2 separate regions of the Homo sapiens genome follow, and region 2 is linked to region 1. A link is a contact called in ENCODE Hi-C or POLR2A ChIA-PET data. All regions are on one chromosome and are shown on one strand. The core of a region is the stretch at or near the end of the contact, and the rest is flanking DNA. Distances in the headings are between cores, read along the strand shown. Region 1 overlaps POU2F2 (POU class 2 homeobox 2). Region 2 has its middle 26 kb from the start of DEDD2.

What was found. A loop is a pair of places that touch in the nucleus more often than their neighbours do. ChIA-PET counts read pairs that join two places held with the same protein, here RNA polymerase II (POLR2A). Pooled maps may share reads with other maps.
Region 2: a loop to region 1 is called in a map of heart left ventricle, with 3 times the contacts of the local background. The contact joins two enhancer-like sites. A Hi-C loop is called at or near these places in 45 of 168 maps with a recorded cell type or tissue (A673, B cell, CD14-positive monocyte and 28 more), 36 of 37 single-sample maps with no recorded cell type and 38 of 50 pooled maps. POLR2A ChIA-PET finds 5 or more read pairs at or near these places in 13 of 52 experiments (A549, AG04449, AG04450 and 10 more).

What each region holds. Positions count from the first base shown.
Region 1 is chr19:42,098,169-42,101,336 of GRCh38, forward strand. POU2F2 (POU class 2 homeobox 2) reads right to left here. Exons shown (of 15, transcript NM_001394376.1): 6 at 1,548-1,653; 7 at 1,359-1,450. Among named protein-coding and RNA genes, the nearest start is that of ZNF574, 24 kb to the left of the region's middle. Within about 2 kb of position 1,548, at least 4 of the 41 ENCODE cell types and tissues checked have a DNase peak (open chromatin) inside an H3K27ac peak, as active enhancers do.
Region 2 is chr19:42,190,549-42,193,716 of GRCh38, forward strand. It overlaps a transcript of POU2F2 not described here. Among named protein-coding and RNA genes, the nearest start is that of DEDD2, 26 kb to the right of the region's middle. Within about 2 kb of position 1,448, at least 3 of the 41 ENCODE cell types and tissues checked have a DNase peak (open chromatin) inside an H3K27ac peak, as active enhancers do.

The sequences.
Region 1 (3,168 bases), core at 298-2,797:
TTAGGAGGCCGAGGCAGGTGGATCACCTGAAGTCAGGAGTTCGAGACCAGCCTGGCCAACATGGTGAAACCCCATCTCTATTAAAAATACAAAAATTAGCTGGGTGTGGTGGCGCATGCTTGTAATCCCAGCTACTTGGGAGGCTGAGGTAGGAGAATCGCTTGAACCTGGGAGGCAGAGGGTGCAGTGAACTGATATTGAGCCAATGCACTCCAGCCTGGGCAACAGAGCGAGACTCCATCTCAAAAAAAAAAAAAAAAACAAAAAGAAAGAAAGCCTACATAGGATGTATATCATAGATAATGTGGCCCGGCCCCCACCCCCACTAGGGTCAAGAATATTACTCCTTAATCAGATACAGTAACAGTTTTGCAGCAGCAAAAATGCCATACCAAGAGGGACAAAGAAAAGTCATACACTGGCTTATATCATGGCAGGGCAGGTTTTGCAGTCAAATGAGTTCTCATGCCAATGGTGGAAGAACAACTTGACTTTCTGAGCATTTGGGATTTCAGAACTGCAGTTAAGACCTGTATTAGTCTCTAACTCTTCAGTCAGTCCTTCTGAAATAGTTCACATATATTTTTTTAAAGGGCTATAAAAAATGGGTAGAAAAAAACTTTGAAATTCATAAAAGGTAGTGAAAATTATCATTAAAGTCTAGAACTCAGGCAGCAAACTGAAAGAAAGGCCTCGGGGTCCAGGTGCCAAGGTGGCCTGGAGAGCTGGCACCCTCTCTAAGGGGCCTCTGCTCCTGCCAGTGGCCAGGCCAACTGCTCACTGCGCCAAGCCACCACGTAGACACAGGTACAGCCCTGCCAGATTTTCTGGTTTATCAAGAGGAGCTGGAAATGTGGTGCTTTCTGGGAATTTAGTTGACAATGACCAAATAAAAGACACCTGTGGGCCTTGTTTTCAGTCTCCAGTCTGGGAAGTGGATGTGAAATAATCACCTAACGAATGCCTTGTTCAGAGAATCCTCCGTTGCAGTGCTGGAAGAGGCCCGAGGCATTTGCAGCCTAAAGGCTTGCAGCCCCTTGCAATTTTGTGTGTTTTTACACATGAGCATTTTGGGGGAATGGGGATCAGATCTAAATCTTTCATCATATTCTCAAAGGAGCTCATGTACTAGAAAGGGTTAAGAACCACTTGTCTGGGCCAGCTCCCCTCATTCTATAGAGGAAGAGGCTGACCCAGACAGGGAGATGGGCTTGCCTGAGGTCTCACAGCAAATCACTGGCAGAGTGTGGCTGGGTCAAATGGAAAGGAGACTCTCACTCATCCCCCACCCCCGTTTACCCAGCTTTCAGCAGGCCTTGCTGCTGGCCTGGCCTGGTGCACTCAATGGACAGTCTCACCTGTGTGGGAAGCCCGGCCCGGGGCTGGGAGGTCAGAAGAGCTCCCTGGGTTTGCTGAGGTAGCTGGAATAGATTTGGTGTCGGTAGCAGGCCTGGAAAGACAAGGGGAAATACACAGGGTGAGGGGGAGGGGAAGGTGAGGAAGTTCTGTGGAGGCGTCAGGGAGGCCATCTGGGGTGGGGGCCTTACCTGGCTGGCTCTGCTGGGCCTGCGGTAGCAGGAACTGAGCAGGTGGCTGGAGGTGGTGGCCTGGCACAAGCACCAGCTGCTGGAGCTGGAGGAGCTGCTGTATGTCCTGGCAGGGAGTGGGGTGGACAGAAAGATAGCCTGAGTCCTGGCTGGGTTTCATCCTCTCTGCATCACCTGAACCTTGAGGGGCTGAAACCAGGAAGCTGCTCCACATGGCGATCTGGCACTGGGCAGTGAGGGATCGTCCACTCGGTCTCTGAATGGCATCCCTGAGCTAAGGGCACCCAGAGGCTTCTCTCTACCATGGGGTACCAGAGAGTCCCAACTGGGCAGTCCTGGGAGGGCTCACTCTTTATTTACCCTTTCTTTCTTTTTTTTTTTTTTTTTTTTTTTTTTTTTTGAGTCTCGCTCTGTCGCCCAGGCTGGAGTGCAGTGGTGTGATCTCGGCTCACTGAAATCTCCGCCTCCTGGGTTCACGCCATTCTCCTACCTCAGCCTCCCAAGTAGCTGGGACTACAGGTGCCCGCCACCACTCCCAGCTAATTTTTTGTATTTTTAGTAGAGACAGTTTCACCATGATAGCCAGGATGGTCTCAATCTCCTGACCTTGTGATCTGTCCGCCTTGGCCTCCCAAAGTGCTGGGATTACAGGCGTGAGTCACCGAACCCGGCTACCCTTTCTTTCTTGATGAAATATTTTCCTTGTTTTAACATTTCCGCAGAACAAATAGAATCATTTAAAAATGTAAGCCAGGCCGGGTGTGGTGACTCATGCCTGTAATCCCAGCAATTTGGGAGGCTGAGGCAGGCGGACACACCTGAGGCCAGGCGTTTAACACCAGCCTGGCCAACATGGCAAAATCTCGTCTCTACTAAAAATACAAAATTAGCCAGGTGTGGTGGTACACGCCTGTAGTCCCAGCTACTCCGGAGGCTGATGCAGGAGAATTGCTTGAACCTAGGAGGCATAGGTTGCAGTGAGCCGAGATCACGCCCCTTCACTCCAACCTGGGTGACAGAGCAAGACTCTGTCTCAAAAATAAATAAATAAATAATAAAATTGTAAACCAGACCAGGTCTTTCCTCCTTTAAAAACACTCCTGGCTGGGCACGGTGGCTCACACCTGTAATCCCAGCAATTTGGGAGGCCGAGCCAGGCGGATCACGAGGTCAGGAGATCGAGACCATCCTGGCTAACACAGTGAAACCCTGTCTCTACTAAAAATACAAACAATTAGCCAGGCATGGTGGCACACACTTGTAGTCCCAGCTACTCAGGAGGCTGAGGCAGGAGAATCGCTTGAACCCGGAGGCGGAGATTGCAATGAGCTGAGATCATGCCACTGTGTCTCTGCACTGCAGCCTGGGTGACAGAGCAAGACTCTGTCTCAAAAAACACAACAAAACAAACAAACAAAAAACACTCCCAAGGCAAATGATTTCATGTCTGGAATTAGCTTTAAAATACTCCAGCAAATAGTGTAAATTAGTACAACCACTCCGGGAAGCTCTTTAGCACTGTTATAGGTTGCAGTGTCTCCCCCCACTCCCTGCCACCCCCCAAAAAGGTAAGTTGGAATCCTAACCCCCAGAACCTCAGAGATTAACCCTATTTGGAGAT
Region 2 (3,168 bases), core at 198-2,697, 92 kb after region 1:
GGCAGAAGGCTGGGGGTATAAGGGGCTGGGCACGATGGCTCACACCTGTAATCCCAGCACTCTGTGAGGCCGAGGCAGGCTGATCACTTGAGGTCAGGAATTCGAGACCAGCCTGGCCAAGATGGTGAAAGCCTGTCTCTATTAAAAATACAAAAATTATAAAGATTATTAGTATGAATGCTGTTACTGAGATAAATGAGCCTATGGATGAGATAATATTTCATGCGGTATATGTATCAGGATAGTCGGAGTAACGTCGAGGCATACCTGGTAGGCCAAGGAAGTTCTGTGGGATAAAGGTTAAATTAACACCTATAGATGTAACGGTAAAGTGGATTTTAGCATAGGTCTGGTTAAGTGTGTAACCTGAAAAAATGGGGAATCAGTGGACACCTGTGATCCCAGCTACTTGGGAGGCTGAGGCACAAGAATCACGTGAACCCAAGAGGTGGAGGTTGTGGTGAGCTGAGATCGCGCCATTGCACTCCACACTCCAACCTGGGTGACAGAGCGAGACTCAGTTTCAAAAAAAAAAAAAAAAAAGGCTAGGGTTGTAGGATTGTAAGGGAATTGAGAGCATATGCTGGTCATTTTCCATTTGCCCTCCAGGTCCACCCTCCATTCTTCTCTACCCATATGGGTGGCATCATCGGACCCCCCCTTGCTCTCTGACTTCAAATTAGGTTCCTCCCTAAAAGAAGCACCAGCAGGGCATCAGAGAACAGAAAAAGAAAGCATTCTGGATACTTCTTCTCCAACTCCCAGCTCTGTGTCAGCACCTTGGTTCTGACAGTGGCTGTGCCCCTCCACAACTCCAGCTCCTCTCAGGCATGTTCCATGACTCTCACAGCACTCCAGTAATACCAATCCTTTCCTCACTCCTTCAGACCTAAGGGTGGTCACAGCTTCCTGCTGCCTTCACCTCCCTTGTTGGTTACCTCAACCCTGCCCACACCTCTGCAAAGAGTCCCTTCATTAAATTATCTTCAAAATCCCAGCTGTGGTGCCTTCTGTTTCCTGCTGGGACCTTGACTATTAGAGAGCTAGTGAAAGAGCTCAGATGGTCCAATATGAGACTCTGGCTGGGCAAGGAAGGGAGAGAAGCCAGGAGGGGTCTGGCAGACTGGCAGAAAACAGAGGGATCAAGGGAGTAGAGCTCTCTTTGAGTTGACGCCACAGGTGTGATGGCAGTGAGGGGCTGTCAGATCTGAAAGGCAGGTGCTGGGATCAGAGAGCAGGATGCTGGATTTTGAACTGGGTTGTGGTTAAAATCAGGGATTTTTTATTTGGAACTCAGAAAGTCATGTGTTAGAATTCCGACTCTGCCATTTTACTAAATGTGTCACCCAGGCAAGTGACTTTACCTTCCTGAGTGTATATCCTCATCTGTAAAATGAGGATACTAACACCAGCCTTCCAGGTTTGTGTCAGGCGTAAACACATGTAAAGCATTTGGCAAAGTGCCTGGCATGTGGTATAAGTGCTCTGTAAATGTTCACTATGTATGTTACACTTCCTGGTAATGACTAAACCCAAGGTGTGGTCATGGGAGTGGATGACTAAAGTGGGATGAAGGTCACCAGAGATGAAGTGGAAAGAGACTGTGAGGCTAGATCATTACGAGGATGGATTATCAGGGACAGTTAAATATCCCAGCAGGAGAGCATGGGTTGGGGTGGAGAGGAAGTCTATGAGCAGGTGCTAGTCTTCAGGAACGAGGTGAAGTGACCAGGGAGTCAACGGATGTCAACAGGGAAGTGGGATAGAGGGTGGTGGAACCTGAGGACATAAGCCTCAAGGAAATCTGGGTCCTCAGTCCCTCTTACATCCCTTTGAGATGTCCCCAGTGATCATGTTCCCTACTAAGCCAGAGTTTATCAAGGGTGGGGTTGGATCTAACTCATCTTGTAGTACCTAGGACAGGTGTTTAAGCTGGTAAATGCTTGTTGAATGACTTGGTGTTTGAGGGAAACAGAAAAGTCTACCTCTGCATCGTATTTACCCTTGGTAATAATAATTCTTCTTATTTTAAGTAACCTAATGCTTCTTTTAAACCTCTTATTCAATTTAAACAAATATTTCCTGAGACCTTCATACATGCTATTCCATCTACCTGGAATACCCTCACCCACTCTATACACTCAAAGACCTCCTACTCCTCATTCAAGAAAGAGCAGAATTTAATTATTAGGAAGAAGAAAAGTAAACCACAATGATAAACTGCTACACATCCATCAGATCAGCAAAATTAAAGCATCTGACAACACATAGTATTGGTGACAATGTGAAGCAAAGAGAGCTCTCATTCAGTGCTGGTGGGAGAGTAAACTGGTACTGACACTTCAGAAAAATAGTTGGAGAGTGTAGTGTGCAGAAAAATTTCCTGCAAAAGCCAGGCGCGGTGGCTCACGCCTGTAATCCCAGCACTTTGGGAGGCTGAGGCGGGCGGATCACGAAGTCAGGAGATCAAGACTATCCTGGCTAACACGGTGAAATCCCGTCTCTACTAAAAATACAAAAAAAAAAAAATAGCCGGGCGTGGTGGTGGGCGACTGTAGTCCCAGCTACTAGGGAGGCTGAGGCGGGAGAATGGCGGGAGGCGGAGCTTGCAGTGAGCCAAGATCGGGCCACTGCACTGCAACCTGGGCGACAGAACGAGACTCCGTCTCAAAAAAAAAAAAAAAAAAAGAGGAAAGAAAAATTTCCTGCGAAAGATGTCCAGACTGAAGCTCTGGAACCTGTGAATGTTACCTTAAATGGCAAAAAGGACTTTGCAGATGTAATTAAAGATTGTGAAATGAAGAGATTATCCTGGATTATTTGGGTGGGCCCTTAAAGCAATCACATATACCCTTCTAAGAGGGAGGCAGAGGAAGATTTGACACAGACAGAAGAGGAGAAGGCACCACAGAAGCAGAGATTGGAGTGATGCTGCCACAAGCCAAGGGATGGTGGTGGCTACCAGAAGCTGAGATAGGCAAGGAACACATTCTCCCCTAAGCCTCAGGAGGGAGTGCAGTCCTGCTGGCACCTTAATTTCAGTCTAGTGGAACTGGTTTTAGATTTCTGGCTTCCTGAACTGTGAGAAAATACATTTATATTGTGTTAAGCCAGCACGTTTATGGTAATTTGTTATAGCAGTTACAAGAAACAGTATAGACAGCCAAA